2 separate regions of the Homo sapiens genome follow, and region 1 is linked to region 2. The links are chromatin loops, found by intact Hi-C in ENCODE. Cell type or tissue: heart right ventricle. All regions are shown on one strand. Links, peaks and the distances in the headings refer to the core of each region. The heading gives the core; the rest is flanking DNA.

Region 1 (16,441 bases), core at 5,046-13,045, 360 kb after region 2:
ATTGTCAAAAACACCAAAAGTTTAATATGTGTGCTTGTATAAATGACTGTTTGACATGTACAAAGGAATATCAAATTACTATTCACTTTCCAATACAAATATGCATTCAAGATATACCATGTTGGTCTTTACTGCATTCTTTGTCTGTTTATATAGATTTAATTAACGTGCAGTGAATGGACGATATCTGGGGACCTCTCAAAATTCTAGGCAAACTTGGATGTGTACACCTGAGCCTTATCACTGAAGACAGTCCAAAGATCCTAAGAGCCCCTAAAAGGAGTGTAACAGATAGAGATGCTCTCTACTTAATATCTCTTATTAAGTGAACTCTGTGTATATATTCTACAACCTTCCACTATGTCTTTTTTCCTGTGTTTCATCTCAAACTGTAGTTATAGTTCTCTGACCAAAAACTCTTTCGCAGAAATATTTTTTTTTCTCTTTGTTTTAATGACAGGGCCAATATTTGGTGCAAGTTCTCTGCAAATTCTACCATTAGCCACATCCTTCCATGTCCTGGCAGCCAACTGAGACCCCAGGAGGGCTCCATCTGTCTTTGGGTATTGACATTTTGATGGGTTCTAATTGTAGGCAGTCAAGAAAGAATTTGAAATTCAGAGGAATGGGAAGATTGTTGGTGGCAAAGAGGAAAAAAAAAAACAGAAATTGGAGATACATAGGCCCATTTAAACATTATAGGAATTATGGGGTAGGTGACGATCACAATGATGATAAAAATGGTAAGAAGAGTAAGGGAGAATTTAATCATGAATCAGATGACATGCTAAGCACTTTCATTGAAATTCAATCTTCACTATAATCCTTTGAAGTACTACTCTTTTCCTTATATGATATATGAAGAAACAGAGGCTCAGAGAAGTTAGGCACTCACTCTGAGTAAAATGCCAGGAGCAGACCCACGTGGTGAGGAACTGAGGCCTCTTGCCAAGAGCCATGGGAGTGAACCTCGAGGTGGATCCTCTGGCCCCAGTCAAGCCTCAGATGACTGCTGCCCCAGTCAACATCCTAACACAGCTTTGTGAGAGACCCTGAAACAGAACCACTCGGGTGAGCCACTCCTGGGTGTCTGACATTCAGCAACTGTGTGACATAATAAATGGTTGCTGTTTAAGTCACTAGGTGTTGGAGTAATTTATTACACAGTAACAGATAACTAATATACTTGTCACACATCTACTAAGCGGTAGAGCCTGGACTCAAACCTAAGCTTATCTGGCTCTAGGGTCCATGTTCTTAACCACAGTGCTACCCTGTCTCCCTGATGCTTCTAAACCATTCCTTTACACACCTAGTATCTTCTTTGGGGGAAAACACACATTAATTTTGCTCCCACTGCCACGTTGATAGGCACTTTCAGAAGTTGCTATGGTTTTCACCAGCCTGTCAATCACCAAAGAAAAAGATCAAAGGTAACATGGTTCATGGTACAGACAGATGGGAAAATTCCCAGTGCTTGGCAGGTGCGCCCTTCTCCTTGCTTTGATCAGCTTAGGAAGTTTACTTTACCTATGCAGTATTTCTAAAGCAAACTGCTATCGGTGGTGTATAATGAGCAAATACAATCACATCTTATAATTATCTTATTCATTAAAAAAGGTGGAGCAGATTAAACTCACCAAATACCATCTTCCACCATGGGGTTTATGTATTAGAGTAAATTTACTGAACAATAAGATCATCCTCTTGTGTTCCATCTTCATTTAAAAATTGACTCAGTGAAGCAAGGCAGCCTGCAGGTCCGCAGTTTCATTGCGATCTAAGCTTGGTTTATGTTGAGAGTACTGAGCAAATGCTATGGTTGTGGCAAGGGTGTACACTTTTAAGATCACAGAATAGGGAGGCACTGAACAAAAGAGGAGCAGCAGGAGCCCCATCCATTTCAGGCCCTGGGAAAGGTTCCCCTTGCGAAGTGAAGGGGGGAAAATGGGCCATAAGGTATTAAGAAAGGAGCAAGCTGTGAAATGAACCAAGGGGTGGATGGTGAGGTTCATGACCCTGCAGCCTCATAACACAGTCCTTCAGCCCTGGGGTGGCTAATGAAGGGTGATGCCTGGAAATTAATGGAGGGTTGTGGGGTGTGAGGGTGAAAATGAGAGCACAGTGGTTTTTCCACAGTCTTTTCTGCTCAAAGAGTCAGGCAGAATGGTTATTGAAGCTTCCAGTACTTAGATAAGTTAATATTTCACCATTATATTATTAGAATGAGCAAGTCCAGGCATTGAGTATCCAAGCATCTTCTTTTTGAAAAACAGAAGGGACCACCAGCTCTACACAGAAGAAAGGGAATAAAGACAGGCCAGTCTGGCTCCAAGCTCTGATGTTCATGAGGCAAGGGCCTTCATTTTCTTCCGTTTTAATTCAAAAGGCCCCTTTAACCAAGAAGACCCTGCAAAAACCCTCCACTGAGAGATCATACCCTAATCACATCCTTCCAAAAGCCTCACAGATATTTACGGCAAATACAAAACACCAAGCGTGCTGACTTATGAAAGGCGATTTGTTCATCTGTGAATTGAGACCTGAAACCTTTCTACTTTCCTGTTAGCTGTCATTTTTCTCCCACAAATGAAATGAATAATTCCTCCTCATGGCAGTCAATTTCAAATTCACAGGGTTCCCCCCCCAACTCTGAACCCATTATGTTTTGTTGCATAAAACCCATCTCATAAAATAAACCTCTCAAAGTTGTAAATTAAAAAATAAACATTCTTGAGAAAATGTCAAATGCAGGCCTGAGAGAAAGGCCAAAAAATCCATTTAAGGGAATACTGCAGTGAATCCATCCCCAGAAAATCGGGGGAAAACACTCAGATGGGTGATTGAATATAAATTCACTGCCTTCAGCCAGTTGGTAATGAAATGAACTTTTACCTAGGGGTTGCTATATACTTTTAGAACTGACTGTAAGATGAGCCATGCCCACAGTACTGGATGATCAAAAAATATGTACCAGAATATTAAAGTAAAAGCTGGAGTGAAGAAATGGCAAAGGAGCAAATGCAAGCGTTTGATACCATCTCAGGATATGCAAATTAGAAGCCACAGGAAACACCCTTCAAACATGCATGGTGGTTGCACCTACCCGCAAAATGTACCACAGACTGATTGCTTAGGCTGATAGGCTTTTGGTGGCAAATCCTTAATTTCAGGCAAGTTTTCCTAAGCTCAGCTTCCCACCTTCATGGTTTTGGAATGTGATTTAACATTCTTAGAAACACAGACCACTGTGGCAGTCAGCCTCCAACATGGCCTTAATGATCCCTGCCTCCTGGTACACAGGCCCTTGGATAATATCTTAGTTCGTTCTTGCATTGCTATAAGGAACTACCTGAGACCAGATAATTTATAAAGAAAAGAGGTTTAATTGGCCCACAGTTCCACAGGCTATACAGGAGCATGGCTGGGGAGGCCTCAGGAAACTTACAATCATGGCAGAAGGTGAAGGGGAAGCTGGCACATCTTCACCTGGCCAGAGCAGGGAAGAGAGATAGACAGTGAAGGGAAAAGTGCTACACACTTTCCAACAACCAGATCTTGTGAGAATTCTATCACTAGACAGCACTAGGAGGATGGTGCTAAACCATGAGAAACCACCCCCATGATCCAATCATCTCCCACCTGGACCCCCCTTCAACATTGGGGTTTACAATTCAACATGAGATTTGGGTGGGGACACAGAGCCAAACCATATCAGGTAGTATGTTCCCACACTGTCCCAAGGTTGTTGTGTGTGACCAACAGAAGATGGCAGGACTGATGGCTGCTACTTTCATGGTTAGGTTATAAAAGACACCGCATCTTCCATTTTTTGCTTGTTCTTGTACACACGTACCCTCTCTTTGATCATTTGCTCTGGGGGAAGCCAGTTGACGTATCACAAGGATCCCTTTTGGAAAGACCTATGTTGAGAGAAACTGAGGCCTCTTACCAATAGCCAGTGAAGACCTGAGGCCTTGGCAAACAGCCCTGTGAGTGAGCCGTCATGGAAGCCGACCCTCAGCTGAGCCTTCAGATGACTGCAGTACCAGTAGACAGCTTGACTGCAACCTCATGGGACTACCCAGCTAAGTGTCTTCCAGGTTTATGACCCTCAGAAATTGTGTGAGACAATCGGTTTTTTTTAAGCACTAAATATTAGGCCAATCTGTTACACGCAATAGATAACTACAGTAACTACCATTGATACCATATATTTATTGAGTTCTTATAATGTATCAGACAGCATGTGAAATGTTTTTCATGAACTATCTTGCTTAATAATGGATCATATTCTATTATGCAGGCACCATCATTATTATACCTTGATACACCTCATGGGGTTGTATTATAGATTAAATGACAAAGCATTTAGAACAGTGCCTGGCACACAGTAGGCACTAATTAAATGTTAGCTATAAAGACTATTATTATACCCATTAGGCAGAGGAGAAAACCAAGGCTCAGCAAGAGGAAGTATCTTGCTCCAGGACACATAACTAGGAAGCAAAAAATATAAATTCCGGGTCTCTCTGGTTCCAAGATCCATCTTCTTAACTCAGAATGTCATCTCTGACAAAGCAGTCTCCAATGAACAAACAGAAATGCATGCTAAAAGTGAGACAGATAATTCCTGGATTGTCCACAGTCTTGGATTAACCATAGTCTTGGATTATTAAAATTAAAGTCTGCTTGGTGAGGGCTGCTGAGCCAACAGTATTCCCTAATGTGCAAAAATGTTCTCCAACATTCAAAAATAATGAAAACAAACGCTCATGAGCAAAAAATCACCCATAAATCAAGATTTTTAAATTCCTATTTAAGGATTTATTGAATGTCAATGACATTTAGGGTATGGAACTGGCTAGATGCTGCCATGAATCCCTAAATCATCACTATCTTTGTGTATCAGTCCATTCTCACACTGCTCTAAGAAATACCCAAGACTGGGTAATTTATAAAGGAAAGGAGGTTTAATGGGCTCACAGTTCCACATGGCTGGGGAAGCCTCACGATCATGGCGGAAAGTGAATAAAGAGCAAAGGCATGTCTTACATGGTGGCAGGCAAGGGACGTGTGCAGGGGAACTGTCCTGTATAAAACCATCAGATCTTGTGAGACTTATTCATTATCATGACAACAACATGGGGAAAACCTGCCCCCATGATTCAATTACCTCCCACTGGGTCCCTCCCAAGAAACACGGGAATTATGGGAATTACAATTCAAGATGAGATTTGGGTGGGGACACAGCCAAATGACATCACTTTGAGATGAAATCAAAGCAAAGAAGGGTGAATTTGCATTACTTTGGCCAAATCCTGAATCTGTATAGAACTGTGATCTAAAACTTGGGGTTTCCAACCCCAGGACTGGTACCAGTCTGTGGCCTGTTAGTAACTGGGCCTCACAGCAGGAAGGGAGAGGTGGGTGAGTGAGTGAAGCTTCATCTATATTTACAGCTGCTCCCCATCACTTGCATCACCACCTAAGCTCTGTCTCCTGTCAGATCAGCAGCGACATTAGATTTTCATAGGAGCATGGACTCTACTGCAAACTCTGCTTAAGAGGGATCTAGGTTGTGCACTCCTTATAGAAATCTAATGCCTGATGATCTGTCACTGTCTCCCATCACCCCCAGATGAGACCATCCAGTTGCAAGGCTCCCACTGATTCTAGATTATGGTGAATTGTATAATTATTTCATTATATATTACAATGTAATAATAATATAATAATAATGTAATAATAATAATAATGTAGTAATAATAGCATTACAATAAATGTAAGAGGCTTGAATCATTCCAAAACCATCAACTTCTGCCCCGCCCAGTCCGTGGAAAAACTGTCTTCCATGAAACTAGTCCCTGGTGCCAAGAAGGTTGGGGACCACTGACTGAAAAGGTAGTTGTAATAGTTGTAAAAGGTCAGTAATAGTTGTAGAATTTTAAACTGTCAAAAGAAAGGTCCAGTTCTCTGAACCATGTTGCTTTTTTCTTCACTGCATCCCAAGTGGGGTTATAACCCACAAGAGATTAAAATGGGGCTAAAAGAAACTACATGCTAATAATGGTTAAAAACACATTTTGGCCAAGTCTTACAGAATGGATTAATCAGCATTTAGCCTTTATTCTCAGAGCAGAAACTTAGGTTCTATGTGTAATGGCAAAAGTCGCAATTACTTTTGCACCAACCTAATAATTCAGCACTGAATGAACATCTGTTCACTATCAAGACTGACTTCCATGAGCATTTAAAAGAAATGTGGCCTGAATCCTGTTCTACCTTCAATAATTCTCTGCTCCTTTGAGCTTAGACTGCTTGAAAAAGGTCCTGGCTTTTAAAGATCTCATTTCTTTAGGATACTGTCATTGTATATCAGAATAACCCAGCAACTTCAAATAAAACTGCCACTCTGAGCATCCATGCTCTTTCAGCCCCCAAGGAAGAAAAGTTAAATTCCTTCTGTTTATCAATGTTTTCAAGTTGTAAAGAGACCAATTAGCAGAATATGACCACAAGGGTCTCTCTGGCATGGACAGGCTCCTTTTTGCCAGCATACACCTTCTCAAAGTAAAAAAAAAAAAAGTGACTTCCCTTTTCACTGTTATTTCATTGCTTGGCCACATTCAATAACTCTCCAGGAATACCGAGGGGAGTCATCCACCAGCCCGCTGTAGCTCAGGCCAGGCACCTGTCGGAATTGTTCAAACCCTTCATCGGTGCATGGCTCAGCCTGAGAAGCCAATCACGATTTGTGCTGGCACAGCAGAGTGCTTCAAAATGGTCTTTGTAATAAGAGTTTGCTGAACAGGCCCAAGCCTTTCCCTTTTCCCTTGGTCTCAGCCTCCTCAAATAACATAACCAGATGGATGGAGCAACCCCCAAAAATCCCATCTCCCCTGCCTGACCCCAGCCCAGGCCTGTGCTCCCAATGCCTTGTGTGAACTCAACTCCCCTTTCACAAATGTGGTGGGGACTCACGTTCACTATAAAAGAAAAATATGATTCATACATGGCTATAGGTGGTATTATTTTGTAAAACTAAACATGTATGAGTTGCGGGGGGCGGGGGTAGATGATGAGGGGAAGGAAAGGAAATTAGATTAGCTGCAAGGGACAGGGTAGTACATTGGAATACAATTTCCAATACAGATACAGGCACCAGGTGTTCCAATAAACTCTTTTGTTTGTAATGTGATTTTACTGGGGGCAATCCAATTATGAAGAAGTTCAAGCCACCATCCTTGGGGTAGGACCTGAGGCCAGGGTCTAACTATTAATAACTCTACTAATACTCCCCCATCACTAGACATAGCAGTTTGCCCTTGGCCATTGTGACTACCTGTCAGAGAATGCCCTGATTCTAAAACCACTGGGGCATGAAGGCCAGCCTGGCTGAAGCCACTGTTGTCAAAACAGTGGCCAACAGGCTATAATGACTGAAAGAATTCAAACCTCTCAGAGGTTAGCACCTGGGGCGGGCCCTTTGTGATCTGGTTTTAACACCTCCCTTGACCCTCCATATTCTGAAGCCTCTGTTGAAATTCAAGCAGAATTCCTTGGCTCTTGTTCAAGATCCAGGCAAGAAGTCTCAGACCTTTGGTTTTCTGCACACATAAGTCTCTCGGCTTGGGAAGGCTTCCAAATTTTAGTCTAACTTCTTTGTCTGGCTCTCTTCTCAATCATGCTGACTGCATACTCCACCCTGTTCTTTCCTGGACATACTCTCTAGCCAGCTTTTCAAGCCTGACATAGAAAGTTCTCCCCTGGCCCTCCTGCCTACCCCATCACCCAGAGTGCACGCTTGCCTCTGTAAAAGCACATGGAGAAGCAGGGTTGATATTTCCACTTCTTTCCCCACCATACTGTGTGTTCCTTAAAAGTCAAGTCTTGTCTTTAATTGATTCTGTATCTCTGGCATCCGGTACAACAGCATCACCAGATGATATATCTGTCTAAAGAAACAGTGTCCTTCCCCAAGCCCTGCTCCCAACCTAGTACGCATACTTTGGCCAAAGACCCTTGCATTCATATTACTTTCTTAACATGTTCCATAACATTTTCTCTCCCAACAAAATAAGAGCACAAGCTGTTTCTATAATTTTTTCTGGTCACTGATGGCTTGTTTATATATACTATTCCATTTAATGCCAATCATCCTAAGAATTACATACTCATATTATTCTTCATTTACAGCTAGGGAATTAGGGCTTGAGTAAGTGATTGCCCACAGTCATGTTTAGTAAATGGCAGAGTTGCAATGTGGCCCCAGCCTGTACTGATGCAGATACCCGTGCTCTCACCTCTATGCATACAGACTTCTTGCTCTCTAATGATTCCTACATGGCTCTGAGCCCTCTGACACAAAGACTATGTGCGGTCATTAGGCACAGCAGAGGGTAAATGGGTCACAGTGCTCAGCCAGGAGTTTATCACTTCAGAGACTAAACTTTTCCCTTGACTTAGAAATAACCAAGAATGAAGAGAATACAATTTATTAAAATTAATAAAATGTGTGAGGGCAGGATTCTTTTTTTCTTTTTGAGATGGAGTTTCACTCTTGTTGCCCAGGCTGGAGTGCAATGGTGTGATCTCGGCTCACCGCAAGGTTCAAGGGATTCTTCTGCCTCAGCCTCCCAAGTAGTTGGGATTACAGGCATGCGCCTTCATGGCTGGCTAATTTTGTATTTTTAGTAGAGATGGGGTTTCTCCATGTTGGTCAGGCTGGTCTCGAACTCCCGACCTCAGGTGATCTGCCCACCTCAGCCTCCCAAAGTGCTGGGATTACAGGCGTAAGCCACCACACCTGGCCTGAGGGCAGGATTCTATCTCCTATAAGACTGAAAGCTGGACACAGAGATACCCATTGAGTTCATGAGCAGCAAACCTCTTACTCTTATTTCTTGCCCTTAAAAATGGAAATGTTCAAATTTATAAATAGGTTGTTCATAAAACTTAAAGAGTGTAATTTTAAAAGTATAATGGACCTCAACGATTATTCAATCATTTTATAGAAAAGAACAGTCCAGAAGAGAGAAAAAGACAAAAAAAGAATTCCTCCTTCCCTTCCAAAAAACAGAAACCATCCCTTCGCACCCCCACACAAAGCTAGCTAGTGGTAGCATTAAGGACTAAACACAGATGTCCTAAATCACAGCCTAGCATTCTTTCCATTATGCGAAAATGGCAAACAAATGGTTTTCAACATTAAGAGCATCTTTGATAGATTGACAGTGGCTGCCTGGAGTGATAACACTGAGAGCACTCTGGAGCCATGGGTGGACTCTGAGGATAAGAATGTGATGATTAGTTATGTCTGACGCAGGTATGAGATAGAAGCAGGGAAGAGCTAGCTGCTCCCTTATCAAGTTTGTTTTTCACAGAACTGTGTCTATTTAATTGTACTGTATTTATAATTCATTTCAAGAACAATTATATGCATACCACCACAGGTTTAGTTCATTAGATTGTTTCCCTGTTTCTAAGAGAAAACACATTATGATATAAACCCTGGGCCCATCCTTAAAGCAAAGCCACAAAGAAAAGGAGATAAATCCACTGGAGAGTCTCAACTCTTCATTCTCTTCTAAAAAAAATAGTGGACAACTTTAGATAGACACAACCTCTCCTACGCGTTTATAGTGACTGTCATTCATCTAGGCGTCTCAGAATGGCCAAATCACACATTTACTACCTGGCTCATCTGAGGCTTTTGTTGTTATTATTGTATTTGTTTTTAAATCTCTGACAGTCTTCAACTCCATTTTTTAAAACATCATGTACCCCAAAGGTGGCAATTCTCCTCTGTCTCAGAAATCCCCTAGGCAAGCTCAATTAAATACCTAAACACACTTTAAGGAGTTGGGTAGTGCCCTTGGATATCCTCAGGGCTGGTCTGGACAGCCCCCCAGCAACAAAAGTAAAGGACCCCAGGTTGCTATAAGACACCATTACATAGTGACACAGAATTTATGGGATCTTTAACTTACACTGTTTCTGAGGACAGGCCACAACCTGTTGTTTATTCAGTGCAGATTCAGAAGCTATGCTACTTGCTTTGGGTCAATCCAAAGAAGGCACTGCTCTCTAGCTTTCATCATTACATATGCAGATTTTTCCTTGGACACCAAGGGGCTTAGGAAATTGCTTTTGATGGTACTTATTTTACCGTAAATTAAACTCTAGTGCCTTAGAGAACAGAAGAGAACAAACACGCATGCCTTGCCTTTGCTTTATAATCCAGGGTAGAAGATAAAACTTTCTCCGTACTTCAGAGGAGGTCAATTAACAAAGAAAAGATTACTGTGATTGTCACAGAGATACCAGGCATCTGAGTGGCTGCTCAAAGCACTCAGAAAGGAGAATGTCACCAAGAAAAATCTACAAGGATGAAGGGAAGAGGCTTCATTTTGAAGCAATTTATAGGAAGCCACAGAGACGTTCCTTCTTGAACTTGCTTTTTCCCCATTTGTAAAGTCAACATAATGAAGATGCAAGAAAGAGCAGTTGACTTAAACCCTTTTAGTTAGATGCATTTTTAATGTAAGCTGGATACTCTTGTCAACCATATCTTCACAGTGCTGTTGGCTGTCCCAGGGAGGAAATGTGCCCTGGGTTCACAAATGCTGAAGTGTTTACAGAAAAGAAGAAATGTATTTTTGCATTTTCCAGATGCTATCATGATGCTCTTTCAGGTTTCCTGCCATTCTCTCTTTTCTGGGGAAAGTGGCTGCCACATAGTTAAGCAAATATATACTTATTTTTTAAGTGGCATATATGGAAGTGACATAAATTAATTGCATATGCTACAAAGTGAGGTAGATAATATGAAATCTAGAAATGACAACTACAACCCAATCAGTGAACAGGTGAGGTGGGTTTAATTGACCATACCAGGAAGGGTAGCCCAGAAGGAGGAGACAGTGAATGCAAAGGCGTGGCAGCAGAACATTCCCAGATGTATTTGGGAGGCAGTCTGGCTGACGTTTGGGTTGGGCAGAGCCGGCTACAGTGGGAAGTGGTGTGTGTGAAAAAGGCTGTGAAGGGCCTTGGAGGCCAGGCAAAGTGACTAGAACCATATTCTTTACTGGGAAGCCGTCAGAACTTTACCCATTAGGAAAATATATATCAAATCAAGGTTTTAGAAAAATTTTAATGCTTGAACGTATTATAAAAGAAAGGACTGCAGGAAGGAAGAAAAAAGTGGAGGGACGTAGAATCTATGGAAGGAGGTATAACAATCCTGGCAAACATGATGCGGGGGCCTGGGGTGGATAAGGAGGGGATGATATGAGAAATAATTTAAAGTTAGAACTGGAAGGAATTGACAGCGGGTGTGTGAGAAGCAGAGTCTAAAGCATCTCTAAGGTGTCCTATGTTAAGAAAGACTGGAAAGGCAAAGAGGAGGAGAAGGAGAAAGAGAAAGTGCAAGAGTTTGGATTCATATACCTTAGGTTTGAGGTATATTGACATTTGAGCAGAGATGTCCCAGATCAGGGTTCTGGAGCAGACGCATGGGTGATTTGGGAGTTGCCAAAGTCATGAGATTACCCAGTGTATGCACCAGAGTGGTGAGGTCAGAGGATCATTTTCCAATGGAGGGGGGTGGTTAGTTCGATGCCCCAGAGAACAGAGGGAAAGGTGAGAACTGACAGTATGTGTTGGATGTGATGGCAGAAAGGCCCTACAAATCCTCTGACAGAAGAGCTTCATGGAGAGCTGGGGGAAGAAGATAAACTATAGCACAGATAGTAAGGAAAGAAAAGAAAGCTGCAGCAGATTGTTCTTCCAAGCTGACTAGTATTAAAGGATAAGAGAGAAATGTAGCAGTACCTTGAAGAGGACTAGGTATGGCTTTGGGAAGGAGTGAAATACAGAAATATACTCGCTGCTCCTAGTGTGGTCTACAGACCAGCAGCACCAGCAACACCCATGAGCTTCTTAGAAATTCAGAATCTCAGGCTCCTCTGCAGAGGAAATGAATCAGAACTTGCCTCTTAGCAAGATTCCCAGCAGATGCGTTTGCATATGAAAGTCCTAGAAGCTGGTATAAAGGAGGCCTGGGCTTTCTTTTTGAGCAGACTGGGAGGCACCCGAAACCAGGGCGAGCCAACCTTCTCCTAGAGGAAGTGAGATGAGATTAAAATAGAGTAAATTTAACTTTAAAATGAAACCAGAAGGAGCATTCATCTATTCTAACCTTTCTTCCTTTGCCCCAAGTAAGCGACAAAAACAAGCTTTTTATTAGTCTCAGTTCTCTGACTTGTAAAACAAGAAGAATGAAGATACCTGTCTCAAGACTGTTCTGAGCATGAAATATTAGGTCGGTGCAAAAATAATTGCGGTTTTGCCACTGAGTGGCAATTACTTTTTCACCAACCTAATATTACATGATAGACACACATAGCCCCAGAAAAAAATCTGACATACAGATTCAGCACTCAGGAAAATTACCAATTAACTTATAATTGGTAATATCAAAATAATTTATATTATTTTATAATATTAATATTTATAATATTAATATTTTAATAGCATCATCGTGGAATAAGAAATACTTTCCTCAAACTCTTTTTACTTCTTTACAAAAGAAGACCCTTACAGATTCAAACAAATTTTGAAATATTTTTCAGTGGTTTAGAGCTTGCTCCTAATTCAGATTCTTCGTGGTTGAAGTAGTTTTCCTACTACTACTTGGCTACTAAAACTTCTGGCAGCTTCAAAGTCAAATACTACAAAGCATTGCAAAGAATTAAGCTCTTATTTTAGCATAGGTGAGAGTATTTTAATCTTCCAACAACTTTCTGAATGAGATCTTGGTCAAGTCCAAACTTACTGGTGGCAGGAAATGCTAATTTTAAACTATAAGACGATGAAAAATCATTTTTCTAATCCAAGCACCCAAAGAAATGCAAGTGGCATGCAAAGAGTGACAATTAAATAAGACAATTTCAGGGAAACTGGCAGGTAATCTGATATGTGTTAGCCTATCCATCTCCACTTGTAATGTTCATAAAGAAATTTGGAAAAGCTTACAGGCAAGGCAAAGATGATAAAAACCTCTAATTACAACCAAAAGGCAGTCCATATAGCATCTCTATCAAGTAATTAACAACATGCCTGACAATGATTGCACGTGACTTGCTGTTTCCAATTTCTTTAAGTGAATTTTAAAGCTATTAGCAATGCCCTTGCCAGCACACAGCATGGAATGCGGCTGAGCAGATTTTGTGCAAAAAACCTTTATCTTCATCAGAGGAAGGTAAGTGGATAAAGCTGACAGGAAGCTGGGAAAGAGCACGCTGCAAGAAGAGACTGCATAGTGAAGGAAACAGAAAAATAATAAGCACATTAGCAGACAGTGGGGGCTGGGAGATGCCAGTGGCTGGGAATGGCTCGCTTTTAGGTCAACAGCTTGAATTTGACTCTGATGGGCAATAACTCCAAGTTCTATGGCCTGTGTAAGAGCCCATGGATAGGAGGGGTGGGATTCCAATCCAGGCACAAGTGTACAGCTGGGGATTCCCATGGCTTTGGAGCTGGCAGGGCACTCATAGAATGGAGAAGAGCATGAGGTGGAAGGAAAAAAAAATCAATCCACCAAGCATTATGATTCTTAAAAGCCTGAAAACAGCCCCATTAAACCAGCCAAAAAATAAACAAAAAGCCATGCATTTGTTCAATGGTTACAGAATTTCTGTGTAGGGTAATGAAAAGGTTAAGAAATAGAAGTGATGGACGTAAGACAACGTGAATGTAATGTATGCCGCTGAATTGTACATTTAAAAATGGTTAAAATAGTAAAATAATAAGTATATTTTACCATAATTTTAAAAGAAGGAAAAAGTCATACATGCAATTTGTCAGGTCTATGAAAGTTTCCTCAATGTAGCATTGGTTAAGTTGGGAGGCAGAGCTGGAAGATATTTTGTTTTGTGATTATTTGCAAAGCTGGCGGTAACTGATTGGCATAGATAACAACTAAACGTTATCATCGGACATATCAAAGGTCAGATATTTTATTTCATATCAGGAAAACTGATTATTTGGAAAGGACTGGAGAGATATAAATAAATCAACCTAAGAAACAGCCTTAAACTTATGGCCTATTATAAGCTAAATCTTTGTCTAGTTAAAATGTCTTTTTGCTCCAAAGTTGGTGCCCACTGTATTTTACACCTTGTCTCCTCTTTCCCCCAATAAATTAGTTAAGACATCTAAATATTCAAAACTTCTCATCTACATGAGAATCAAATGGATTTTTATAGCAATATAATAAAAAATCCACAATATTAATTGACTTTTAATAGGGGCATCTAAATGTCAACTTGCTGGATTTTTTTTCAATAACTTCAATATCTCTAAATTTATAGGTATTTCCTACATGATAGTGTCAGGTTCTAAAATTCAAGCCACTTTCTAGAAAAATTTTTTTTAACTATAATAAATTTAAGTGGCATTTAATTCTGTGCCTTATTATTAGAGGGTCACGTTCTTCTTTAAAAAGGAAGCAAATGATTTTTTACCTCTGGGGGGAAAAGCCACCAATATAAGTACTTAAATAATAAAACGGAGCAGAGGAACCTAGACAGTCATTTTAAACGTTCACTCTTTACACCTCCCAGGAGAAGGCTGTCTTTGCTTTTCTATGTTTTCCGAGGGGTGGACTAATCAGTTCATTACAATACACAAGATGAAGATGTCACAATTGCTTGATCCCAGCTAATGACTGCTGGGACTGTCCAGGCCGTTTCGAAGCTCTGTTCTCCTGTGACCCTAAGCTTTCTTCTCTGGCTAAAACTTACTTTCTTTTTTTTCCCCCATAAATTTGGGACAGATATGCCCCATTAAATAGCCAAAACAATCACAACCTTGATTTTCTCCAAGCACCTATAAACAGCTCTTATGTAAGCTGAATAATTCCTGTGTCACTATTTGAGGCAAATGCAGAACATTTTTGAAACCCATCTGACCTTTCCAGCAATTTCTTGCTCTTTGCCAGAAGCGGGGCCTTTGGCTGCTCATTACTTAAAGCATTCACCTTTAAGGCCATTTCACAACAGGGCAAAGACTCCCAGAAACATCACCTAATGAGAACCCTAGAAACCATTTTCTTATCTCACAGCAGTGTGTAGGAGAAAAACACATTATATGCCTACTGTGGGCTGATATTCCCCAATTTTAGATAAGCTCTTTTCAATAAGGTTGCAACGGTGGCACTAGGCTTTTATATTTCAAGGGGGCAAATGAAAGGCACAAAGTGTTCTGAGTTTTAAATTAACTGCCACAACAGGTGCCAGCACAGGTCTGATAGCTACCAGATGAAACCCCGTTTTAAGGAAACAAATGAACTAAAATGTAAATTTTTCTATTAAAGGTTTCCTTGGGATTAAAGCCTCTGCCTTTTAGGAAGAAATTAACCCAAGATGGGGAGGAGTAGAAAGATACAGCTACCACTTGGGGAAATTAAAGGCTATGATGATAAAACTTACCCTGTCTCCAAATATCTGCCTGCCCCTATCAACCTTTCCTACTATCTCCCATGGTACTCTCCTCCCTAGTCCCCAGGCCCCAGTCACAAAACCTTCTTTCAGTTTTTCCAATGAGCCAGGTTCTTTCCTACCACAGGGTCTCTGCACAGGCTGTCCCTGCTGCCTGGAACAATCTTCCCAGCTCTTCCCTTGGATGCTACCTTCTCATAGCTTGGGACTTGGCTTCAATGACTTGTCATCCAAGAAGCCACCTGCCTACCATCTCTACAAGTCTCTCACCTTCTCGGCCTTTCTTTGTCCTGACCTCTTTGTTTATGTCTTACTTAGCCCTTAGAAGAAATTATATTCATAGGTAAGGGGAGGCATCTTCCTATCTTTCTATTACCAACAGGGCTGGCTTCGTGCACTTAGGAGAACCCTGTGCTTGGGGCTTAATGCTCTAGTGGTTGTCTTAAAATTCTAAATAATTTTATCTTAAAATTTGTGTTTTGTAAGTGAAATTTGATGGGATCATGGAGCATGCACTGGGGACCTGGAGGCTTGGCCCCTCCTGGCCCCCTCCTCCCCATCTCTGCTGCTGATTTCCATCCTTGGTGGGGCCTGGGAGAGGCGAGGGTTGGAGTCAGGTGTGTGTGCCTGTAGTGGGTGGGCATGACAGTGCCACAGTGTGTTCGATAGGCCTAACGCATCCTGGCACATTGGTTGCCATATCTTTGGGCATCATGCATTGGGTGTGGATTAGGGCTGCAGGCCCTTGGGATGGGGGAGATACCTGGCTTGATTTCCCCAGCCCCAGCCAAGGCACAGTGCACTGAGCAGGTGACTAGCAGGAGAGGTACCCAGCAGCTAGTGGGCAGGGTGCAGCTTCTTCCACTTGTGCTATATTTCCTTGCCTGAAAATGCATGGCATTAAATAGCAAATAGCAGGACAGGGAGACAGAAAGATC
Region 2 (16,441 bases), core at 5,488-13,487:
TATTTCAGTTTTGTCTCCATCGATTCATCTGTCTGGATACTTCATATAAATGTAACTGTACAACATGTGGCCTCTTGTGTTTGGGTTTTTCACTTAGCATGATGTTCTTGAGGTTCATCCATTTTGTAGCATGTATGAGTACTTCATTCCTTTAAGACTTTAATAATATTCCTGTGTGCGTGTGCGTGTGTGTGTGTGTGTATAAACAATTTGTTTATCCTATCCATTCATCTGTTGATGTCTGCCATTTTTTAGCTGTGTGTAGTTGAACAAATTACTTAACCTCTCTGAACCTCAACTTTTTTTTTTTTTAAAAGACAGAGTCTTGTTCTGTTACCCAGGCTGAAGTGCAGTAACGTGATCATGGCTCACTACAACCTCTGCTTTCCAGATTCAAGTGATCTTCCTACTTCAGCCTCCCAATTAGCTGGGACCACATGCATATACCACCACTTCTGGCTAGTTTTTATACTTTTTTGTAGTGATTTTTTTTTATGCCTTGTTGCCCAGGCTGGTCTCAAACTCCTCATCTCAACTGATCCATCTGCCTCATCCTCCCAAAGTGCTGGGATTACAGGCATGAGCCACTGCACTCAGCCAACCTCAACTTTTTGCCTGACCATAATAACATAGCTACTCCTTTGTGGAATTGTTGTAAATGTGAGTGAGATAATGCATGTGAGCCGCCTGGCACAACACCAGGCCCATATTTAAAGCCTCAATCAATGGAAGTGACTACTGTTAATATGCTTTGTCTTAAATTAGTATTTCTCTTAAATAGATCCTGTGATGCAGATTTGCCTCTACATAGTTTATTTGGGAGGTAATCCCAAAAAACCTTTTTTTTTTTGAGACAGAGTGTCATGCCCTGTCATGCAGGCTGGAGTGCAGAGGCACGATCTTAGCTCGCCGCAGCCTCCACCTTCCGGTATCAAGCGATTCTCCTGCCTCAGTCTCCCGAGTAGCTGGGATTACAGGTGCCCTCCATGACACCAGATTAATTTTTGTATTTTTAGTAGAAATGGGGTTTCGCCATGTTGGCCAGGATGGTCTTGAACTCCTGATCCCAAGTGATCTGCCCTCCTCAGCCTCCCAAAGTGTTGGGATTACAGGCGTCAGCTACCGCGCCCGGCCCCAAGAAACATCTCTGGGGGAGTTAGGAACATCACAGGCGTGCACCACCGCGCCCGGCCCCAAGAAACATCTTTGCGGGAGTTAGGAACATTACAGGGGTGAGCCACCGCGCCGGGCCCCAAGAAACATCTTTGCGGGAGTTAGGAACATTACAGGCGTGAGCCACCGCGCCCAGCCCCAAGAAACATCTTTGCGGGAGTTAGGAACATTACAGGTGTGAGCCACCGCACCCAGCCGAGGGCATCTTAGTCTAAAGGGAGACATTCCAACATCAATGTTGCTCCGTGATTCCGCAAAAGACCCAAGCATTGTCTCTCTTTCCATTCTATTAGTCTTCAATGTTGGCTTGTAGCCTCATGATCACAAAATGGTTGCTGCACCTCTGGGTATAACATCTATATTCAAGGCAGGAAAAAGCTGAAGTACATCTGTCCACTATATCAGGAAAGCAATTTTTCTCAGACTGCCCCCTTCCCCATCAGATTTTTAGCTACTCTTTAGTCAGAAGTGGGTCATAGACATATCCAGCCACGAAGACAGCTTGGGAATTCATGCACTTAGCTTTCCAGCATCTGTAGCAGAAGCAGATCAGGAAGAAAAGGGTGGGAAAAAGGTGTGGAGTTACCCAGTCAACAGTGTCTGCCAAAGAAGAGTGAACCTAAAAGCACTTCAAAGCCATTTAACAGCAAATTTTGTTAGCAAATTTTCTTTCCAAAGCACTTATCTTAGTTTTCTTAAAAATGACCATGTTTGCGTGGACCGCTCTCCGCCAACAGGTGTCTTCCACAGACCCCTCTCGCTTTAGCCCTCAGTCTCTTTCAATTCTGTCTTTTCTCTCGGTCCATAAAAACAAGGAAGTCGACCCCAGTGGAGCCTAGTCTCCCCACGAGGAGGCGGCCCCGGGGGTGGAGTCAACCCTGGAGGCCACGCTCTGTGGGAAAGCACGGGGCATGCAAACTCGAAATGAAAGCCCGGGAACGCCGGAACAAGCACAGGTGTAAGATTTCCCTTTTAAAACGTGGAGAATAAGAAATCAGCCCGAGTGTGTAATGGCGTCAATAGTGGTGTGGACGAGACAAAGGCAATGAGGCAAGGAGCGAGGCTGGGGCTCTCACCGCGACTTTAATATGGATGAGAGTGGGACGGTGACGGCGGGGGCGAAAGCAACGGTAACGCTTCTTGACCTTTGGGCTAAGATCAAGTCTAGTAACTGTTCTTATCAGTTTAATATCTGATATGTTCTCTATCCGAGGACAATATATTAAATGGGTTTTTGGAGCAGGGAGATGGAATAGGAGCTTGCTCTCTCCACTCCACACATCGACCTGGTATTGCAGTAGCTCCACGAACTGTGCACCCCTTTAGAAGGGAAGAACACTGCAGAGTAGCTTGCACACCTAGTATCTGTGATATGCTGGTTTTCCTATTCCTTGAACTACCTTGAAGTTCCTGGTCTGCGGACATAAGGTGGACTTTTCGGCACTCCCATTTTCGCTGTGTCTACAGCACTTTGGGAAGACTAGAACCCAAAACGAGACTACCCGTTTCTGTATCTGCATGCAGAGAGAGCGTGTTCAATGTTTCTTGGAGGTCCTTAGATCTCAGCTTGGCAGTCGAGTGGTGGTGACCTTTTAAAGGAACGGGGTCCACCAGTGTGGCCCAGCCTGGACTTGAACTTCTTCCTCTTTTTTTTTTTTTTCAAGTTCTAGATACATGTGCAGAACGTGCAGGTTTGTTACATAGGTATGCATGTGTCTTGGTGGTTTGCTGCATCTACCAACCAGTCATCTAGGTTTTAAGCCCATATGCATTAGGTATTTGTTCTGATGCTCTCTCTCCCCTTGCCCCCCAACCCCGCCGTCAGGCCCCGGTGTGTGATGTTCCCCTTCCTGTGTGCATGTGTTCTCATTATTCACCTCCCACTTATGAGTGAGAACATGCGGTGTTTGGTTTTCTGTTCCTGTGTTGGTTTGCTGAGAATGATGGCTTCCAGTTTCATCCATGTTCCTGCAAACGACATGAACTCATTCTTTTTTATGGCTGCGTAGTAATTCCACGGTGTATATGTGCCACATTTTCTTTATCCAGCCTATCACTGATGGACATTCGAGTTGGTTCCAAGTCTTTGTTATTGTAAATAGTGCTACAATAAACATACATGTCCATGTGTCAAAAAAAAAAGACCATGTTTGCACTTGTGTCTAATCAGATGACATAATGTTCAATTTAATTCATTTATTATTCAATGCACTTAATTTAGTTGATTTATTGTAAATTATATCACAGCTGACATAAGCAGGTTTAGGCACAAACGCAGGACACTCAAGGGGAGCACCGAGTCAGCAGCAGGGAGGTGTAGGGGGTGCCTGTGCCCTGGGTGAGCGAGGGGCCTCAGGTAGGGGTTTCGCTGAGGGACTGTACATCAGCAGCTAATCGGGAAGTAAGCTAGACGGGGGTCAACTGAGAGAGCTTCTACCCATCAAAGCACTGTGCTAGGCTCTGTGAGAAATACAGATAAGAAGTGAGATTTACGCTGTCCTAACAGCACTACCTGCTGATCAGGGATATGAGTAAAGGAGGGAGTAAGCTTAGATGGGCCTCAATGATTCAAGAAGGTGGGGAGAGAGGAGTGCTGAGTGCTGGACAGAACAGACTGTCCAGGTAAAAAGACTACAGTGGACACTGCCCAGACCCAGCCCACATCCTCTCTGCCTTGCACTGCAGTGCACACAGGCCTGATTCCAACGGCCAACACTGGCATCCTTTTACCTGAGGATTTTCTGACTCAGGTAAACAAACACACCTTACTCTGACCCAAAGTGCTGGAGAATTAGCACCCCCCCTCCCACCCCCAGATCTGCCTCCCAGATGACTGGCAGGAGCCACTGTATAAGTCCCCCAGCCCTTTGCCCTTGGCGTGATGGCTCTGGGGTGTGCTCTGCACTGCTTCCCAGAGCTGCCCAGCAGTGTTAAGCTCCGGGTGCCTACAGTGGTAGCTGGCCTGATAACGCCATCTGGACGGGTTCCTTCCTTCCCCATCTCACTTCCTAACTCCCCTAAAAATGTTTCTTGGGGCCAGGTTCACGCCTGTAATCCCAACACTTTGGGAGGCTGAGGAGGGCAGATCACTTGGGTCAGGAGTTCAAGACCATCCTGGCCAACATGGTGAAACCCTGTCTCTACTAAAAATACAAAAAAAAAAAATTAGTTGGGTGTGGTGGTGCATGCCTGTAATCCCAGCTACTCAGGAGGCTGAGGCAGGAGAATCACTGGAACCCAGGAGGCAGAGGTTGCAGTGAGCCAAGATCACGCCACTGCCCTCCAGCCTGGGCGACAGAGCAAGACTCTGTCTAAAAAAAAAAAAAAAAAAAAAAAAGAGAGAGAGAGGAGAGTATTTGATATATAAGATTATTAAATATCTGCATTGCTTAAGCCATTCTTAATTGCAACCCAAAGCATTCTTAATTGATAAAGCTTCTTCAAAGAACTTGAATCCAGAATTCAGAGATGGTACATTATGGCTGTGGTTCATGCAAGGAAGATGTGCAACTCCAATTAGGGAACCCATCCTTAAAGGTATTCATCGTTCATCAAAATATTGGCTAGTGATGATAATCTATATGTTTGAAGTTAAAACAAAATGTTATGTATGTAGCCCCAGATGAGATGAGAATAGCATCAGTCAAACCCACAATGGGAGATATTCTACAGGATACCTGGCCAGCACTCATTAAGACTGTCAGGGTCATAAAAAAATGAAGAAACCCTGAGAAAATCTCACAGTACATGGGAGACTGTGGGGACATGATGACTCAATGCAATGTGGTAGCTTAGATTGGGTCCTGGAACAAACAAAAGGATATGAATGAAAAAATTGGTGAAATGTACCAATGTCAGTTTAGTTTTGACAAATCATGATAAGATGTTAATAACAGGGGAAACTGGCCTGGGGCAGTGGCTCACACTTGCAATCCTGGCATTTTGGGAGGCCGAGGCGGGTGGATCACTTAAGCTCAAGAGTTAGAGACCAACTTGGGCAACATGGCAAAATCTCATCTCTATAAAAAGATCCAAAAAAATTAGCTGGGGATGGTGGTGTGCACCTGTAGTCCCAGTTACTCAGGAGGCTGAGGTGGGAGGATCACTTGAGCCTAGGAGGTTGAGGTTGCAGTGAGCTATGATTGCACCACTGTACTCCAGCCTGGGTGACAGAGTGAGATCCTGTCTCAAATTAAAAAAAAAAAAAAAAAAAAAAAAGGGGAAACCAAGTGAGGGGTATAAGGAGACCCTCTGTGCTATCACTGAAACTTTTCTGTAAATCTAAAATCACTCTACAATAAAATGTTTATTTTCAAAAATATTGTGTATATATTTTTTTGTTTTTGTATCTCATCTGGACAGATTCTTGATTAATTCACCATTTCCCAGCCATTGGAATAAGAAGTGCCTCTGTAGCATTTGCTGGTGCTCACTCAGACATCTGCCTTTATTTTTGTGGACAAAGAAAAATTTACAGGTAACTTTCTCTCCCTTTCTAGTTTACAGCTCACAGCCAGCCTATCATAAAGCTGCTCGTAGTTTCAAAAAATTATTTCATTCATATATTTAAAATTTTCATTTATATTCTTTATTTACATCTTTTAAATGGAAATAATTTAATTTTTACTATTTAATTTATAACAATTACTTTTACTAACTTAACATTTAATTTTAAAATGTTATTTTATTGTATCAGGCTGGGAGAGAAGCTAAACAAATATGGTGGCCAGAGTTGAATTGTGCTATCTTTGCCTGTTGGTGGCCAGTGCCTTGGGGTTAATCCTTTCCTCTTGAGGTCCATGTCCGCTTGGGGAGATTGATCCACAACTTCATTCACATTGACTGGGGTGGGAAAATGACCCAGGCCAGTCACACACACAGCAGTCTGCTTGGGATAAGAGTCAGACTCAGGACTTTGCTGGAGTTCCCGGGAATGATGCCCTCTTTTTTGGCTGGGGATGCTAAGCTGCAAGATGTGCTCCTGGAGCTGGTGACATCTGTGCCATCATCAGAGCAGACGCCTGCCTGGCAAGGAACCCAGAGGAAAGTGGAACCCAGGCTTAGAGATGAGCCTTCCTGACATTGTTTGAGCATCTGGGATCCAGCTACGTTCAGATGGCTGGGCTTTTCCATGTACTGAGCCAATGAATTTCCTTTCTCTCTTTTTAAAGCCACATTGAGTTGGATTTCCATTTCTGTCACTTGCAACCCTAGCAGTTTTGTTGGAACAGTGGCCCTCACTGCTGTTTGATTATGGTGTGTCCTTCTTGGCCCTCCCATCATCCTGCGTGTGAAACCACACACTGCCAAGTATTGCTCAATATTCCTGATTGTGTTGGGTGGGCATCCTTGCTCTGCCCTCTCTAGCTGACAGCAAGTTAGAACCAAGGCAAATTCCTTAATTGCTCAGAGCTGTAGTTTCCTTGATTGTAAAATTGCGGGTTTGGGTGGGGGTGGGGAAGACACCCTCTATCAAGGGGCTGTTGGGAGAATGAAACGAAGTAATGTATGCGTGGCATTAACACAGTTTCATATTAAACATTTGCATTTGAGTCATTTTTATCACTGTTACTATAAATAAAAGGCAGGTTATCACAGGCAGCAATCCTACCTTTCTTCTCTTTGTATCTTCCACAATGCCTGGCTTATAGCTGGAGGTTGGAAAAAATTTTAAAGTGTTAAGGGCTTTTGTGCCAGTTTCTAGGAATAAAAAGATAAGTGAGACACAGTCTGTCCGTTCCAGTTCCTCAAGGCTGGGGGGAGCCATGGCCTGATTGAAGACCAATCAAGAATAAAGATATGGCGGGGTGAGGTGGCTCATACCTGTAATCCCAGTACTTTGGAAGGCTGAGGAGGGAGGATCACTTGAGTCCAGGCGTTCAAGACTAGCCTGGGCAACATAGTGAGACCCCGTGTCTATAAAAACTAAAAAAATTAGCTAGGTGTGGTAGGACACCCCTGTAGTCCTAGCTACTCAGGAGGCTGAGGCAGAAGAATCATTTGAGCCCAGGAGGTCGAGCTTGCAGTGAGCCATGATTGCATCACTGCACTCCAGCCTGGGTGACAAAGTGAGACTCTGTCTCTAAAAATAAGAAATTAAAAAAAGAATAAAAATAGAACATAACACATGGCAGTTCACTAAGGCAGCACACATTGAGCTGCTCCTGCCTGCCAGGCACCATGCTAAGAGAGCTACAGTGAATAAAGACAGGAGGCTCCTGCTCTCAGCCAGGGCCCATGAGAGAGGTGAGCAACTTGCCCATATAATTTTAGGAACAGGTAAAGAGGTATTGTATAAATGGAGTAAACCCTGTGTTTGAAGACCTCTTATCCAAAAAGCATCCGAATTTTATGAAATATTGGGTGGATGGTCCAAAGCAAAAAGCCTTCCCAAATAATAGAATGGGTCAAATGGCCTCTCTCACCTAGGTAGCCCCTACTTTTTTTTTTTTTTAACGAGACAGAGTCTTGCTCTGTCACTCAGGCTAGAGTGCAGTGGTGCGATCTCAGCTCACTTCAACCTCTGCCTCCTGGGTTGAAGCGATTCTTAGCCTCCGAGTCATGCCTGGCTAATTTTTGTATTTTTAGTAGGGTTGGGGTTTCACTGTGTTGTCCAGGCTGCTCTTGAACTCCTGACCTCAAGTGATCCACCCGCCTCGGCCTCCGAAAGTGCTAGGATTACAGGCATGAACCATTACACCCTACCGCCCCTACTTTTAAATTCAAACAAAAACAAAAGCAATAGTTTAAAAATAATGATTTTTTTGATGCATGATTGTGTGAAAAAATATTGATACAGGAACAAATAAGGTCTCTGTTGTTACTACTTCTAGAACTTGTCTAAAAAAAGTAGATTTTCTTTTGTGTTTATTCTTTATAAAAAAAATCACTTAAGAAGCTAAATGTAAGCCATTTCAGAATTGCAGATGTGCAAAATCTTTATGAGAAATATTTGACCTGATTTGTTTTACTAATTAACAAATAACCCTCCCCTGAATAGTATGTTTCACCCGACAGCACATTTTTAATCAAGGCATACATGGTAGCAAACCAAGGTTTCTAGGAAAACCATGAAAAGTCACCTCGACTGGAAGGATGGAGCGCGTCACAACAATAACACAGCGGGGACCTGGATGAGAGGAGCAGAGAGTTAATTTGTGGAGGGGAATGAATAGTCCACTTGATGGAAGAACAACTTTCTGCCCTGTCTGAAGATGTGACAGATGGCCATGAGGAGATTGCCCTGGGATGGCTCCCCGAGGGGCTCAAGGTGAGGCCTGATTGTCGTCCAAGGGCCGAAGGGATCCAGTGGCATGAGGAGTGATCAGAGGAGAAGTAATCTGGAGAGAAAAGATGTCAAAGAAGCCCGTTTCCATTGACCATGATGGTTGGGCCAAATAGTCTGAGTGTCTCTTTCAAGATACAACAGTTGGAAATATCAGGGGTGTAGGGAGAGAATTCGCTGTCATCCCGGCGGGGAGGCGGGAAATGGAAATACTGAAGCCATGTGAGCTCTGCTAGGCCACAGGGCTGCACCGGAACACTGAAAAGTGTGTCTTGACATACACAGGCGGAGCTCAGGAACCTCAGAGAGGTGGGAAAGAGAGGCTATAGGAGGAATCCAATTCCCCCAGGCACTTAGGGAGAGAGGCTGTGTCTGGATATAGGGCCTTTTATATTTCAGGACATTGCTGCATTTCATCTCCAACTTTAAAAAGTTAGCCTTTGATAGTTTTGGTTTATGCAGGTAGTTGAAAATAATCCTAGTGGTTACGATTCTACATTAAAGGAGGAGCTTAATGTAGTCCTTCTCTCTTCCTCCCTGTTTCCTTTCCCCTCCCCTCCCTCCTTCCCTCTCTTCTTTCCCCTCTTCCCTCCTTTCTTTCTGAGGGAGGCCTCAGGTGGAATTTTAAATCTAAATGACACCTCCATTTCTACGAAGTAGATTTTAAAAAATCTTAACCCATTTCTGTTAATAAACATTCAATCATTATAGAAATGTATAACCTTAAAAGTAAACGTCTCTCGTGATCTCACTTCCCATGGATTATGACTTTTTATGGTGGCATATAGTCTTTCACATATTGATTGATTGATTGATTGAGACAGGATCCCACTCTGTCACCCAGGCTGCAGTGGCGCAATCTTGGCTCACTGTAGCCTCTGCTTCTTGGGCTCAAGAATCTTCCAACCTCAGCCTCCTGAGTAGCTGGGACTACAGGTGTGCAACACCATGCCCAGCTATTTTTTAAAAAATTATTATAATGGCCAGGTGCAGTGGTTCATGACTGTAATCCCAGAACTTTGGGAGGCCGAGGCAGGCGGATCACGAGGTCAGGAGTTCGAGACCAGCCTGGCCAACAAGGTGAAACCCCATCTCTACTAAAAATACAAAAATTAGCCAGGCATGGTGGCAGTCACCTGTAATCCCAGTTACTCAGGAGGCTGAGGCAGGAGAATTGCTTGAACCTGAGGTGGAGGTTGCAGTGAGCCAAGATTGCACCACTGCACTCCAGCCTGGGTGACAGAACGAGACTCTGTCTAAAAAAAAAAATTATTACCATTATTACTATTATCTTTTTGTAGAGACTGGGTTTCGCCATGTTACCCAAGCTGGTCTTGAGCTCCTGAGTTCAAACTCATCCGCTCGCCTTGGCCTCCCAACGTGCTGGGATTAGAGGTGTGAGCCACCATGCCTGGCCTTCAGATTTACTTGTAAGATATATGCTAATATATTATTGTCTTATCAGAAATGGGACTGTTCATACATCTTTGCTTTGCTCCCTGTTGGTGGATATTGGTATCTGTGACTGCCCATTATCTTTGAACACCCTTGTTATGTTTTGACAATTTTCCATAGGCCGATTTGCTTTGCTTGCTTAATGACCTATGGTGGAGACTTTTCCATACGAGGACTTGTAGATCCACTGCTTGCTTTGTTTGATGACTGTGGCTGTGTGTTATCCTATTATATGTCTGTATAACTGTTTTTTTCACCCATTTCTCACTAATGGACTGGAGTAGAATGTATAAATTTGGAAGCTTTCTCTCTCTCTCCATACACACACATCCTAAAAAAGTTGGAGTTTATAGCACTTCTTTATAGGGTTTAGGAAGCCATGTATATGTGTGTGTGTGCATCTGGGATCTGCACAGTTGTGCATTTTTCAATGGCAAAGGAATCTCTTTGTATATGCATTACTTATGTATGATTATATTTATTGCATGGGTTATGAGAAAGCTGTGCTGGTGAAGATGGTGAAGACCCTGCTCTTCCTGGAAAGTCTTGATAAATAAGAAAGAGGCTGCAGGCTGCAGATCCATGCTTTGAGCTATGCGGGAGCTAGATGTGCACAGAATAATGTAAGACCCCCACTTGCATAAGAGAAACAGAGTGGCCACAAGGCGCTAAGAATGAAGAGCAAAGTATAGTAACAGGGGATCTTAATAAATGATGTTTTAACCATGGCAGCATTTCAGGAACTCGGGGGTACAGAAAGAAGGATGCTAGGAAAGAAAGTAATGTTATTCCAAAGTATGTTGAAAGGAAAGTTGGATAGCAATAGAAAATAAAAACATCATCTAGAGGTCAAAATAATCAGGGTGATACTCTCTTGTCTAGTAATTTGGGGGTGAAATTAAATTATCTTTCCTTTGCTCATGACAGACATTGTCGATTTATCACAGCATCTTTTTTTTTTTTTTTTTAAATCTTTCAACCCAGAGGCAGCTTCACATGTCTTCTTTCTTTATTGTTTTAGGCCAATTTAAATTAGTCAGAGCTGACTAGCCAGGTAACTGTTTGCTATCCAGGTCTATAGAGATCTCCTCTACATGAGGGGCCGGAGGTCTGGGTGGAGGGGCTTAGCAGAGGCTTTGATGAATTCTGCTGCTGTTTCTAAACCTTCGTCTTTCCAGGGGAAAACAAAACAAAACAAAACAAAACAAAACAAAACAAAACAAAACAGCATGGAATGGTGGCACAAGTGAAGAGTTTAGCATTATCCTTAGTAGAAGCGAAGTCACTTGTCCATTTGGGAACTTTGGGTAAATTACCTAATTTATCTTGGATTTAATTTGCTTGTTTGCAAAGTAGGGAAAAGAATACCCTACAAGACCATAAGAAACATTAAAAAGTAAATGGCACGCTATTTGAAACAACGCAAGTGCCAGATACACATTCTTCCTTTGACCATCATTTAAAAAATTCATTCCTAATAGTTCTTATATATTAAGAAATGCATCCCAGGCATGTCTACACACCTTCAGTGATCAACTCATGCCGGTCTCATCCTCTCCTCCTCCTGCCACACTTTAGCCTTTTTGTTTTATTTGGTTTGGTTTGGTTTTTGTTGTTTTTTTTTTGAGACAGAGTCTCGCACTGTCACCCAGGCTGGACTATAGGAGGGCAGTGGTGCGATCTCAGCCTACTGCAACCTCCGTCCCCTGGGTTCAAGCGATTCTCATGTCTCAGCCTCTTGAGTAGCTGGAATTACAGGCACACACCACCATGCTCAGCTAATTTTTGTATTTTTAGTAGAAATAGAGTTTCTCCATGTTGACCAGACTGGTTTGGAACTCCTGACCTCAAGTGATCCACCTGCCTTGGCCTCTCAAAGTGCTAGGATTATAGGCAAAAGCCACTGCACCTGGCCTGGCCATTTGATCTAAATAACAGAACCATATCTCTCTGACCAGAGTCATGGTTGGAAGGGTTGGTCTGTTACCCAGGTGGGCCGATGAGAATATCCCATTCCCTGGCTGCTGTGATTGGTCCATGAGTGAATGCAATTGGTCACTCAAGCTGGTCCAATCAGAGGTTTTCCTTGGACTTTCTCAAATTGGACTGGGGAGAAAAAGGCCCTGTTTTCTCTGGCCAAGGATATAGGGATGAGAGTCTGGGAGTTGTGTGTCAGGCCTCTGTGATCTCTGGCATTTGACAGATAGTTCTGTGGGAAGAGAGACTGCAGAAGTGCTGCAGAGAAATGCAGAGACAGGAGATGGGTGGGAAGTCGAGAGAGCTCCAGTTCATGGCCTTAGCTATTCCTGGGCCCATGCCTACACTGCTGACACCCTGATTTGGGAATGTGAGCCAGTAAATTCCCCCTTTCTCCTGAGCTGCTTTGAGCAAGGTTTTTTGCCATCCATAACCAAGAGAATGCTGACTAATAGAATACCTAGGCAGCTGGTGTTTCCATTTTAAAAATAAGACTCCTGGGTTTAATGTAAAAGTTGAGGCAGGGCTGGGCCAAGGATTTAGTCCTGAGCCCACTGCCCTGCCTCCTCCTTCTATCCACCCTCAAAGACCTCATCTGTACCATCCCAGGGTAGGACATGAAGGGGAGGTGGAGAGTACTGCTACTGCTCTATTGGGAAATACCAGAGTAAAGAGGAAGAGGGCTCTCTCTCTTCCCTTCATATTAATGTCGTTTACGGTCTGCCTGCTAAAAGAAAATACTCCTATGTATTTTATTGGGAATATGTAGGTTATAAGCAATGCATTCAATTTACTACAAGGAGAAGATTTATTGTAAAGATACAGAGAGAGGAACTAGGCCTCTGAGGCTCTGAGGCAGCTGCTAATAATAATGAGAATAGTAAATACTGTCTAGGGCCCAGCTAAAGTGGTAGCCACTTCTTGATTCCTGTAGAGTGTGGGAATAGATGGCCTTATATGGCCAGTTTTTCAAATATTTCTGTAGAGGCTGAAATTCCAGATTTTTAAACCTTGGCTCTGATGCAGGATAGGCAAGCTCCAGGACTGGGGCTTAGCCTGGGAGGGTTCTTGGCTTTGCCCAGGAAAGAACTCAGGGGTGAGCCAGTGGTGTTAAACAGCGACTTTTATTGAAGTGGCAGTGCAAAGCAGCAGAGACGCTACTTCTTGTGGAGCAGGGCTACCCCACTGGCAGTGTGCCCAGGGTAGCAGCTCAGAGGCAGTTTTATAGTCATATTTATACCTACTTTATTTATATGCAAACTAAGAGGTGGATTATGCAGAAATTTCTAGGAAAAGTGTGGTAATTTCCAGGTTGTTGGGTTGTTGCCATGGAATGGGGTGGCAGCATCTGGGTGTTGCCATGGCAATGGTAAACTGACATGGCCCAGTGGTGGGTGTGTCTTATGGGAAACTTCTTCCACCCCCATCCCTGTTTTAGCTAGTCTTCAATTTGTTCCTGTGTCTGAGCCCTGCCTCTGGAGTTGAGCCCCACTTCCTACCTCAGCTCCATTAAAACAAAGCTACTTTGTGGGCCAACTGAAAGATATACATACCCCAGACTGTGGGTTGAAGGGTTTGTGACTGTTCATAACATCAAGTAGGCAGCCTTTATAGAATTTATGAGTGATTCAAAATTTCCTGTCTTCTTTATGGCTTTGCCACTTAAAAGAAATCCCCAACCAAAAGCACAAGCATCAAAAGAAAAATTAGATCAATTGAACTTCATTTAAAAAAAAAAGTTGGTTCAAAGGATACCATCGAGAAATTGAAAGGACAATTCATAAAATGGAAGAAAATATTTTCAAATTATATATCTGATAAAAAACTAGTATCTGGAATACATAAAGAAATCTTACAACTCAACAATAAAAGACAAATAACCCAGTTTAAAAATGTACAAAAGATTTGAACAGATATTTCTCTAAAGATTATTTATATATATAAAAATATATAATATATATGGCCAGTAAGCACATAAAATATGTTTAACGAGTCAAAACCATAATAAGCTACCACTTCATACTCATAAGGATAGCTATAATAAAAAAGAAAAACAATTACAAGTATTGGTGAGGATGCAGAGAAATTGGAATTTTCATACTCTGCTGTTGGGAATGTAAAATGGTGCACACTGGAAAACTGTCAGTTTCTCAAAAGGTTAAGCATAGAGTTACATATGATCCTGCAATTCCACTTCTGGATATATATACCCAAGAGAATTGAAAACATATGTGCACACAAAAGCTTGTGCATGTGTTTTCATGCTTGTGTATGAAAACTTGCATGCAGCATTATTCATGTGAGCTAAAATGTAGAAACAAAAAAATAAAGCATGCAGCACTATTCATATTAGACAAAATGTAGAAACAAAATGAATGTCCATCTACCAATGAGCAGATAAATAAAATGTGGTGTATCTCTACATTGGAATATTATGTAGCCATAAAAAGGAATGCAGTATTGGTACATACTATGACATGAATGTTTCTTAAAAACATGCTAAGTGAAAGGAGCCAGGCACAGAGGACTACATATTATCTACTTCCATTTATGTGAAATGTCCAGAATGGGCAGCTCTCTAGAGGCAGAAAGTAGGTGACTATCTGCCAGGGGTAGGGAGGAGGGGATGGGGACTGGTAGTATTATTGTCTGTGCCTTTGTCTACTTCTGAGCCTATGTTCTGGAGAAGTTCTTAACAAAAAGAAGCCATTTCTAATTAGGCCAACGATGCCCACTGTAGCTCTTAGCTTCCCTATAACCCATCAATCCTTGACTGTGATGACTTCGTGTTCTTGATTAATGGCCTTCAAGAAGGATTTCATTTCTGCTGGATTTTGACAAATTGTGGGATGGACTGAGACCACAAAACCTGTTTTATCTTGTGGTGTCAGTGAGGTTTGAACCTAGGTCTTCAGAGATGAAAAATTACTTATTTAGCCCACTCTATCAGGAGGCTTCCCTTGATCTAATCCTGTGTGGCCCAATGTGTGATGACCACACAGCCATGGCAACCATTGACTATTAATCCAATGCCCACAAACAGAGAAGAGAGCTGCTCTGTATACTGAAAGACTTGGTTGGCTCAGCTGTGTTGTGTCAGTAAGCCATGTGATCAATGGAGGAATGGCCATAAAGTATCCTTGTGAAACCTTGAAAGGATTTGGACATTTACAATAGTGAAATGGGATGTTAGGTATCAAAGGATCAGTCGCTGTAGCTGTTAAAATCAGGATTTAGGGATTTATGATGCTCTTTAGTTATTCCCTCTCAATTGCCAAGGGATGAAATTTGACATATGGCCTTTCCTCTTGTTAAAACTCACAGGTCAAATGTTGTAAATTCTGTTTTCATCCACCAGGAGGAATGATAAAGCAAAGAATTTCTTTATGCAAGCAAAGGATTAAAGAATTAATAATAATCAGCATGTACTGGAAATTGTTATGCTTCAGACATTGTTCTAAATGCTTTACACACAGAATAACTAAGTTATCACCCTGTGAGATAGGTGCAGTTACTATCACCATTTTACAGATAAGTTCACTGCGGCACAGAGAGGTTAAATGATTTATCCAAGGTTACACAGAGCCAGGATACAAATTGAGCCTGCCCCTAAACCATTCTGTCGTAGTAACCTGAGTGGTATGCTGAGTTAATCCCACATACACAGGTTTCTGCACTTCAGGACTTTTGGAGCTTTAAATGTGGTAATAGACATTGAAAAAATCTCTTCATATCTGGGTGTAGGATATGTCATTTTTCAAATTAATTAATTGCTCAACTCAAGAAGTTTGTAATTTTGCAGAGAAGCTGAGTTCAAACCCACACAGTCTAGTTTTAGGGTCAACATATTTATTATTAACTATTTTGTTACACTGACTCTCAATGTGGTCTACTTTCCCAAAGCTGTTCTCCCTTAAAATGACTTAAAAATGGCAATGGTGAATTCTAAAATCTGTTTTAGAAGTGAATCCCTCACTCTGGCATAAGTAAATACTACGTGTTGGTCTTGGCAGAGGACATCTTTCATTTTTGCCTGGCTAGGGGCTATTATCCCTTCTTTTATTGTATTCCAGTTTTCCTTAGGGGGTCCCATATTCATTGAGGACAGAATCTGAGCTAAGCCAAGCAGACACTTCCTGAGATTTTGAATTTTTTGTACTTGAGCCACAAGACTCAAGTACAAAAAATGGTGGGAGCAGCTGTATCCCTATATGGAAAACCCAGTGATGCTGGTCTGCCTGCCTCCATGGAGCTAACTTGGCTGTGTATTTTCTGAGACTGGGCTGTTGTATCAGTTATTTATTGCCATGATAATGGTATATAACAAACAGCCACAAAACCTTCAGTGGTATTCAGCAGTAAGTATTAGTTGCTTGTGTGTTTGGGGTCGGCTGGTGCTCGGCTCTGCTGATTTTGCATGGGTTTCCACATGACTGAGGATGGGTTTGCTGTTGACAGATCTAAGGTGGCCTCAGCTGGAGCACCTAGGGTGATGGGCTCTGGTGCACATATCTTTTATCCTCCAAGCCGACTAATCCAGGCATGTTTTGC

The links. Peaks named below come from ENCODE experiments on the same cell type or tissue, not always from the same donor. Only the 100,000 strongest peaks of a DNase experiment are listed, where the experiment ranks them.
Region 1: a loop joins it to region 2, with 5 times the contacts of the local background. A loop is called at or near these places in 10 of 110 quality-filtered maps.

What each region holds. Positions count from the first base shown.
Region 1 is chr3:73,472,815-73,489,255 of GRCh38, forward strand. The region is part of intron 3 of PDZRN3 (PDZ domain containing ring finger 3); the gene reads right to left. Among named protein-coding and RNA genes, the nearest start is that of PDZRN3-AS1, 140 kb to the right of the region's middle. RefSeq lists enhancers at 11,726-11,965, 11,757-12,290. In heart right ventricle, for the core only: no CTCF peak of the experiment used is centred there; no DNase peak of the experiment used is centred there; H3K27ac peaks cover 2,209 bases.
Region 2 is chr3:73,108,687-73,125,127 of GRCh38, forward strand. LOC107986098 (a long non-coding RNA gene) reads left to right here. Exons shown (of 3, transcript XR_001740754.1): 2 at 5,536-5,650. It also overlaps the pseudogene RNU2-64P. Among named protein-coding and RNA genes, the nearest start is that of EBLN2, 55 kb to the left of the region's middle. RefSeq lists enhancers at 1,626-2,188, 2,189-2,750. In heart right ventricle, for the core only: no CTCF peak of the experiment used is centred there; no DNase peak of the experiment used is centred there.